Regions from separate parts of the Homo sapiens genome. Here region 1 is linked to region 2. Evidence: read pairs that join two places in POLR2A ChIA-PET (ENCODE). Cell type or tissue: MCF 10A. All regions are shown on one strand.

The links. Peaks named below come from ENCODE experiments on the same cell type or tissue, not always from the same donor. Only the 100,000 strongest peaks of a DNase experiment are listed, where the experiment ranks them.
Region 1: POLR2A ChIA-PET joins it to region 2 with 5 read pairs; 1 of 35 experiments calls an interaction of 5 or more read pairs at or near these places.

Annotation. Positions count from the first base shown.
Region 1 is chr5:66,552,298-66,557,297 of GRCh38, reverse strand. No RefSeq gene overlaps it. Among named protein-coding and RNA genes, the nearest start is that of MAST4, 42 kb to the left of the region's middle. In MCF 10A, no CTCF peak of the experiment used is centred here; a DNase peak (open chromatin) is centred at 2,857.
Region 2 is chr5:66,880,330-66,885,329 of GRCh38, reverse strand. The region is part of intron 3 of MAST4 (microtubule associated serine/threonine kinase family member 4); the gene reads right to left. Among named protein-coding and RNA genes, the nearest start is that of MAST4-AS1, 120 kb to the left of the region's middle. In MCF 10A, no CTCF peak of the experiment used is centred here; DNase peaks (open chromatin) are centred at 2,539, 3,419 and 3,679.

The sequences.
Region 1 (5,000 bases), 330 kb after region 2:
AGTAAAATTATCTCTATGGCAGATGACATGATCTTATATTTAGAAAATCTTGAAGAATCCACCAAAAACCACTATTAGAACAAATAAACACTTTTAGCAAGGTTTCAGGATAGAAGGTCAAAATTCAAAAATCAATTGTATTTCTAGCAGCAAACAACCCAAATATGAAATTAAGAAAATAATTACAGTTGTAATAGCATCAAAACAATAAAATAGGGATAAATTTAACAAAAGTAGCGCAAGACTTATGTGCTGAAAACTATAAAACAATATTTAAATCAACTAAAGAAGACCTAAATAAATGGAAAACTATCTTCATGGGTGTAAAGACATAGTATTATTAAGATGGGAAAACTACTAACACTGACATATAAATTCAATACAATCTCCATAAAAATCCCAACTGGCTTTTTTGCAGAAATTGACAAGCTGATCATGAAATTCACATGGAAATGTAAGGGACCCAAAAGAACCAAGTCAATCTTGAAAGATAAGAATAAAGTTGGAGGACTCACACTTCCCAGTTTTAAAACTTACTACAAACTGCAGTAATAAAGACAGTGTCGTTCTGGCATAAAGAAAGACATATGATGAATGGAATACATGTGAAAGTCTATTTGCAGTTAATTAATTTTTAGTCATGGTGCTAGACAATTCAGTGGGGGAAAAATAGGCTTTCCAACAAATGGTGCTGTGACAACTAAACATTCACATGCAAAAATAAAGTTGGATCCCTACATCACACCATATACAAAAATTAACTCAAAATGGATCATAGAGTTAAATATAAGAACTAAAATTACAAAACTCTTAGAGAAAATATGGGGGTAAATTATTGTGACCTTGGATTAGGCAATGGCTTCTCAGATATGATACCAAAAGCACAAGCAAACAACAACAACAAAAATAGGTAAATGGAAGTTTATCAAAATTACTAACTTGTGCTTTCTTCACCAAGAAAGTGAAACCATGGAATCAGGGAAAATATTTGTAAATAATATACCTGATAGTAGGTTTGTAGTCAGAATATATAACCCAACAATAAAAGGAGAAATGACCCAATTTAAAAATGGTCAAAGGGGCCAGGCTCAGTGGCTCACACCTATAATCCTAGCACTTTGGGAGGCTGAGGCGGGCAGATCACTTGAGGTCAGGAGTTCAAGACCAGCCTGGCCAACATGATGGAACCCCGTCTCTACTAAAAATACAAAAATTAGCTGGGGGTGGTGGCGTGTGCCTGTAAAACTGGCTACTCGGGAGGCTGAAGCAGGAGAATTGCTTGAACCTGGGAGGCAGAGGTTGCAGTGAGCTGAGACTTGAACAGACATACTTCCAAAGAAGATATATATATATATATATATATATATATATATATATATATATATATATATATATATGTAAATGGCCAATAAGCACATGAAAAGATATTTAATATCATTAGCCATTAGCAAAACACAAGTCAAAACCTCAATGGGGAAAGGAGGACATGGGGAATTTATTGTTCATTGATTATAGAGTTTCTGTTTGGGAAACAGAAACAGTTCTGGAAATAGATAGTAGTGATGGTTGCACAACATTGTAAATGCAGTTAATACCATTGAATTGTACCCTATAAATGGTTAAATGATAAACTTTATCTTATGTCTATTTTACCATGATGTCTTAGTCAGTTTGGGCTGCTATAACAAGAATAACATAGACTGAGTGGTTTAAGCAACAGCCACTTATTTCTCATAGTTCTGGAGGCTGGGAGGTCTGAGATCAGGGGCCAGCATGGTGAGGTTCTGGTGAGAGCCCTCTTCCTGATTTCCTCACATGGCAGGTGGAGGAGAAAGACGGGGGAGAGACAAACATTCAGTCCATTGCAAAAAATAAAAATTAAAAACCAGAAAGATATGCTATTTCATAGCCACTACGTGGCTATAATCAAAATAATAAATTATAAATGTCAGCAAGAATGTGGAGAAATTGGAACCCTCATACACTTGTTTGCGGGAATGTAAAATGATGCAGCCACTTAGGAAAATAGTCTGGCAGTTTCTCAAACAGCTAAACGGAGTTGCCATATGACCCAGCAGTTCCACTCCTAGGTCTATATCTAAGACAGCAGAAAGCATATGTTCACACAGAAAACTGTATATGAGTGTTCATTGTCGCATTACTCATAATATCCCAAAAGTGAAAAGAACCCAGATATCCATTAACTGATGAAAGGGTAAACTAAATGTGGTATATCCATACAATGGAATATTATTTGGCAATAAAAAGGAATGCAGTACAGATACATGCTACAACATGAATGGACCTTGAACTCATTATGCTAAGTGAAAGAATCCAATCACAAAAGACCACATGCTGTATGATTTTATTTCTATAAAATGTCCAGAATGGGCAAATTCATAGAGACAAAAAGTAGACTAGTGGTTGCCAGGAGCTGGAGGAGGGGCATAATAAAAGTGATAGCTGATGAATACAGAGCTTGTTACTGGAGTATGAGAATGTTCTGAAATTAGATAGTGGTGATGGTCACACAACTTTGTGAATATATGTAAACTGCATCTCAATAAAGCTATTATTATTTTACATATGATCATCAAATTGAGTGCTGAGTAACCATGACACCTCCAAGGGTTTAACACCCTGTAATTAAAACTCTGCTAACTGCATTGAAAGCAAATATTTTAGGTTTGGAAAAACCACACACCTGACATTTTCATTTCTCTGCCGTAGGCCATTGTTCATCATTGCCAAGTGATTCACAGCATTTTTCTCTGATCTCTCCTTATATCTAAGAAGGAGCCAGTAAAAGAATGGAAACGTGTTAAGTCTCTGTGGGTTCTCTTGTAAAATGTAGAGAAAACAGTGACGATCACACATGTGACTCACTGCTCCACTCATCCTTGGCTTTGACGAGGGCAGAAAACCACATACTTGGGGAAATGAAACCAGGTACAACATAGCTATGGGTAAGCACAATTTGGCCAGAGAGAAGCAGTGCATGCACATACTTAGGATAAAGCATGCACTCTCAGCATTCCCAGAGCCAACTACATAAAACTCCAGGTAAAGGGATCTCCCTACAGGAACACAAACAGTTCTACAGAGATTTAAATTATAAGCAACGTGGTGCTCAGGAAAAGCCTCCACCAAACAGCAAGATTTAACTGTGGTTTGGCATGGGAACAAAAGATAAAACTAAGCAAATCTTGCTGCTAAATGAGCCAACAAGAGTGAATGAAGCCTCTCTGCCACTTTGGTAGAATTTGTGATGTCTTTAAGCAATAAATATTACTTTAGGCATTTTTTTGTTAATAATGTCTTAAAATAAATAGACCCTAAAATGGTTTTAGATGATTGAAGAGAACTACTGGTCGAGTTCAAGGGTTTAAAATACCCTAGCACCTTTTTTTTTTCCTACCTGCAACTTTGGGCAAATTACTTAAGCCCTGTGAGCCTGTTTCTTCATTTATAACATGAGGATAGCAATAGCATTGCCATCATAGGGGTATTGAGAGGATTAAAGGAGGTACAGGAAGGTACAGTGTTCAGTATAGTCCTGGCATAGAGTAAACACTCCAGAAATGAGCCCTCTTGAGTGGCAGTCCTCTTTCACTGGAGCAGGGATGTGATAGTTGGGTGAGTACCTCCTCCCAGGGGCTCTGGCTCTAGGAACCCATCCCCTTCAGGTTCTGGCCTCCTTAGCCAGAATTCCAACTGAATTCTTCTGGCAATGGAAAACAAGGAAGGTTTTGAAGCATGCAAAATATGTGGTCAGATTTCTTTTAGAAAAGGCAAACAGGTAAAAGTTGCAGGATGAGTTAGGGGAAAGAGTCTCCAGAATGTGATTGTAATGACTCAGGAAAGGAATTACTAGGGACAGAACAAAAGCAGTAGAAGTGACCTGGAAACGTAACAACAATAGTGATGTTGTGCACCTTAAGAAACACTAATATTTACTGAGCACTCCTGTGAATCAAGAACTGGGCCAAGTGCTTTTAGGTGTCTTGATTTATTTAATCCTCACAGATCCTCAGAAAACAGATGAAGAGAAGGAGATTTTCAGAGGATAACCTATAACTTGCATGAGGTCAAAAAGTCAGCAGGATTGGAACCCAAAGAGCCTGTTACTGGAGCTGCAGAAAAATGATGACAGACTAGATTTGGTGGTGGAGAGAGACAAAAAGATATGATGGAAAGGGAAGAACTTAAGGTAGATAAGATGCCGGAAGCTGAATTAGGAAATATTTTTTCCCTTTCTTATTTCTTGCAGCAAATAATTTATATTGTTCTCCAGATGTTTCACAGGCAAATATATTGTCTTTCCAACCAGACCATATAAACTACCTGCGTATGGCGTTACTTATGTCTTATTTACTATGCACCATACGTACTCAATCAACAATTACTGGGCATCTACTGCAAGCCAGACCCTGGGCTAGGCACCAGGAACAGAAAGATGAAGAAGACCAAAAGTTTTCTTTGACCTTGGAGATTTACAGGCCAGTGGGAGTGATAAAGGATTTTGATGTGATGTTACAGTGCAACCCTAGTGTTATACATGAGGTGACCTGAGAGCACAGGTGTAAGAGCTTATCTAGATCCAGCTGAGGAGGTCATGAAAGGATTGAATGGCAGAGATGCTTGAGTTATGGATTAACATATGCATTGGCATTCATTAGAGGAATAAACTGTAGAAGGACCTTCCAGCCTGAAGAAACTACATGTGCAGAGGCCAGAATTGTTAGGTGTTTGGGGTAAGAGTGAGCAAGTGAGAGTGAACAAGAGACAAGACAAGATTTCAAAGGAGCAGTCACTTAAGTGGCTGTGTGGTGGGAGATGAATAACAAGTGGGTCAAGCTTGCAGATGAACAAACAGGTAATTCTGAAAGTTACCATTAGTGACCAGCCTGTATTTACTTGACTGGCTAGGAACAACTGATGTGCGGGATGATTTAACCTGAGTGTTGAGAATAGAAGCAAGATGTGGCTGCCTATGGTGG
Region 2 (5,000 bases):
TGGAAAATTCTGATTGAATTTTCCACTTCAAAGTACACAAAATCATTTCATCTAACATGCTGTGTGAGAAAATCTATGCCCCATTCTGACCTCCTGTTGCAGTCTATTTCAAGTATTGGTGATGCACCATATCACACTGCATGGCTGGTGAAGTAGAGTAAACATATTGACTGAGAAACGTTTTGAAAACCCCCTATTCCACATAGATCCCAGCTACTGTCAAAAATCACAAAAATGTTTGCATTCTGTCTGTGCAAGAGCATGACAGAGCTCTAGGAGAAATTCCCACAGTAAATAAAACCAGCTACTTGCATAACACTCCGTCGAAGCAGGACTGTGCAGGGCTTACTGCTAGGGGAAGGAGGGGCAAGATTCAGCCCAAATGATATGCCCAGAGGTATATGGGGGAAGACGTTATTAACTGTGCCCTTCCTTTCACCTATTTGCAAGGTTAAAATAAAATTTAGCAGAAGAGATTACCACTAGTGAGAAGGCACAACTCTGCCGGCGGCCAAGGAACACATGGAAAGAAAGGTAATATATTGATTGACCTTTCCTTGCAATTGCAGTCTAGGCGGCTAGCCGTCTTTTTTCATTTGAGGGGATATGATAGCTGACCTAGCTTATTTTCCTGGACTAACAAACTAGGACAGTCCTTGGACAAGTCAGGCAGCTGAGACCAGGATACCCCTACAGTAGCAGAGTATTACAACATTAACACTTACAATGAGGAGATCTAAGCAATAACGCGGTAATCAAACAGGCTTCTGGGTTAGAGCTTTTCCTTCCTCCAAATGCAAGCTTCCCGGGTCCTTCTCAGGAAACAGTGGAGAAGATGTTTTCCAGGTGTACAGAATGACAGTCCAATATGAATTATTCATACTCCCCAAAATATAGAGCTACAGAGTCCATTTAACTCAACATTTCCCCAAAGAGTGTTGTGCACTTTGTGAATGGCTTTATTTGACAAGAAAAACTTAAGGTTCCTTTGCTAAAAGGTTCTGGATCCAATAAGTTTGAGAAACACCTAATTAAAAATAGCTTAAAGGATTTACTTATTTTAAGATTTCCCCAAGACTTTTTACAATCATTAGCATTTTATTTTCTAAGAGCAAGTAACATAATCTCTGGTGCTACCCAAATTTAATATGAAACACTTTTTGGGAAAACATAGGATGTGCTTCTGAAAGAATACACTTTGAGAAATGGAGGTTTAAATAAGCCCTAATTTTAGTGCAATCATAGAATGACCACAAGAAAAATGGAGACTAAGTTATTGCCACACCATATACCAGCTATTGTACTTAGTAACTTAGAATTTCAGTCTTGAATTGTGCTACGATGAAAGAGGCAGGTGGCTTACGATGTAATTCAATAAAGTGTCCCTTTGTACACTTGCAAGATTGCAGCAACGCATCCAAAAAAAAGACTAAAAGCAAGAGCTACAGAAACAAATCCCTTGTGTACTACAGTGATCAAATCGCTAAAGAAATAAACACAAGGAATAAAAATACATGACTACCATACCATAGGTAGGCCTGCAGTTCACATGAAAGATAAACCCAGAAAATAAGGAGTGTTACCATGTCCATGTGTTTATAAAAGCCGGGCGCGGTGGCTCATGCCTGTAATCCCAGCACTTTGGGAGGCCAAGGTGGGTGGATCACGAGGTCAGGAGTTCGAGGCCAGCCTGACCAACATGGTGAAATCCTGTCTCTACTAAAAATACAAAAATTAGCCGGGTCTGGTGGTGCGCACCTGTAGTCCCAGCTACTCGGGAGGCTGAGGCAGGAGAATCACTTGAACCCAGGAGGCGGAGGTTGCAGTGAGCCGAGATCACGCCACTGCACTCCAGCCTGGGCAACAGAGGGAGACTCCATCTAAAAAAAAAAAAAAAAAAAAAAAAACAGTGACAGAACAACACAACTGTGCCCTATTTATCAATGGCCAAGGCTTATCTTTGTTCTCTTTTCCCTATTGGCAAATTTCCTAGTCTCCTTGAACAAATTTCCTATTTCTGAGACTTCCACATAGGACGTAAATAATCACAAGAGACCACTGCTCACAATATGAGTGAAGACAGAAAGAAAAGCTAGAAGTGAAAAGTAGGTTTTCAGTTTGGCTGATTCCTTCTTACCCCATCCATAGCAGATTCCTCCTCCTCCTGCCAATCCACCAGGGGTGAGAGAAACCATGGGCCTCTTCTTTCCTTTGAAGAGTTTGCCCATTTCTGGAATTTACATTTTCAAGGTTTATTTATGTCCTTAGCATATTTTATGATTTTTTAAACTATGATTTTTATTACTTACCCAGGTTATTTTGACTGTAGGAGTGAGAGCAATGGTCCCTGGTCATAGTCTACCTCCTAAGTGGTAAAGGAAATCTCAGAAATAGGAGTTTTTGCTTCTTCTTGTATCGGTAATTTTTCAAGTAGGTGCTAAACATTTTAAATCTCGGTAGAAACTGATGCTGAGATAAATACTACTTAGCTTCAGAAAAAGGTATGCCTCTTCTGCGTCATACACTGTAGTAGGGTGCTGAGTCATTCTGCTCCCTGCTTGAGCTAGGTTTGGATATTGTTATGACCCATGGCCAAGAGAAGACACACAGATACAGAGGTAGTCAAGATGCTGGTGTTATCAGACAGACTAAAAAGTATGCTAAAGGATACAGTGGCAAATGTATGGCAACATAAAGAAGATGTGGGAATTTTTAGCAGAGAGATTGTATTATAAAAACAAAAAAGAAAAATCTAGCCTGAAGAATATATTAGAATGAAATGGGCTTACTAACAATGAAATGGGCTTACTAACTGGCAGAGTAAAGCAAAATAAATGATCAGTACAGTTAAGTCAAAATAATAGAAATTATCCCAAATGAATTGCCAAGAAAAAAAAGCAAAAACAAAACAAAAATATAAAGAACGCCTAAGATCTGTGGGACAATATTAAACTTCCTAATATAGATATAAATGGGGTCCCAGGAGAGAAAAGAAAGTGGTTTAAAGATGTATTTAAGTAGATAATGTCCAAGGACATCCCCAAATTTGATGAAAATCATTAATCCACATACCCTAGAGGCTCAGCAAATCCTAGGCAGGATAAATTCAAGGAAAACCACACTTGGGCGCATCAGAGGCAAATCTCTTTTTCAGGCAGGAAATAGATAAAGGTATGTGAGGTAATGGAAAGGGAGTATCTATAAAATAAAATTTAAAAATCTCAAAACACATTAACCTGAAAAATGTTAAAACAGGCAACAGAGTTATCAAGATACTGAAACCAGTTTCTAAAAGTTATCACCAGCCTCTGAGCACTGGCCAGCAAAACCTGTGCCAGGTTTCTCTTCTCAAGTACTACTGGGAAACAGACTCCTTCCAGAATCCACAGAAGCAGGACAAAACTTGATAAAACTTGCCTGGTTAAATGCTTAATTTTGTTTAAAGAGTTGCTGGTTATGTTTTGACTTGTTTTTCTTTTTGCCTGACGGGTAAGGGGACTTGGGGGCAAATGAAACACAGAAGTCCCTAAAGGTAAAGGGATAATTTCAGTAGTTCTTCATAAATAGAAGCCAAATTGAGTAACTTGTACTTAACCTTGTCTGTGATCTTTTCACCTTTAAATTTAAAATATTTCCTACACCCTTTCTCCAAACAAATCACTAATCCTATCTTGGCAAATTTCCTGTTACACAAGTCTTTGGCAAGCACAACTCTGATGACTGGGAAAAGTCAACAAATTATAATTCACCGATTTTTTAAAGTCTTTAAAAATAAAAATTCCCATAAGGATAGGAGAGGTGGGGCTGTCACAATTCACCTATGCATACTCAACTTTTGCCAGCTGCAAAATAGGAGAAAAATAACTGCATTCTTGTGTTAGGAAAGAGAAATGGACTGAATATAATTTTCCTCTCAGATGTTTTTGGTCACAATATTCAAGTGGACTTAACATAGAAATTCCAGCAGCTGAAATCTTAATAGCCATAATGAGTATGATCTTTACACGTATTCTTTATCTTATGCATGTTCTGAAACTCAATCCCATCCTTTCCTTAAAAACCCAGAAAAACCAAAACAGCTGTCATTTTGCTGGATAATAAATTATAATGTTGGGAAGCAGTATCATGAAAAATATAAGACTTTGAAAACAAAAACAAAACTTCAAAACAATAGAAAATTCAAAATAGAATTATAAAATTTGCTACAAAGATAGCACAATGGGATCTTCTGGGTGCTGGTGATGCTGTTTTGTTTTCAGTCTTGGTGCTGATTACATGAGTAGAGTCAATCTGTGAAAGTTCATTAATATTTGCACTTTTCTGGATATGTGTTACTCTTACAACAGAAATAAAACAGTGTTCAAGATCTATGGGAGGGAGTGATTCTTCAAAAGGCAGCTGGCTATACTCACCTTCCAGTCTAAGTACTCAATCTCCAGCACTTAGCACAGTGCCTGGCCACAAAGTGAATGTCAGTATATATTACATTAGTGGAACTGAGTTTCAAAGATATTTTTTACCTTTGGTATTTTTGAGTGCTTTAATACTGTGTTTCTATCATACCTTATACAAAGCATCACGGAAAATAAGTGGAATCCACTCTCCTTAGAATTACTTGTATGGGTCTGAGTAGAGAGATGTTAGGCTGAAAACAAATGAGATAAGCTCTGTAGTCTTCTACTTCTCCTTCTCGTCCTTTTGTTGCAATAAACTTTAGAGGATGGTGAATGTCCTCAAACGTCCATTGTTAAGGGGAAGCTAGACAATTCAGGAGGAATCCAGTAGAAGTTAGAAGTGAGCACAGAGGTTTAGCAGCTGGCTCAGAATGAAAGGAAGAAACTCTGGGTCAAGAGCTCTGGATTTCTTTATGTTTAAAAAAACCCACTTTTTTTGGAATGGTTAATATATTACCACAGTCTATAAAGTATAGAGAAGCATTTAGTTTTTAAAAAACTCCTTTCCATCCTAGTCCCCAATTCACCCAGTTCCCACATTTCTCT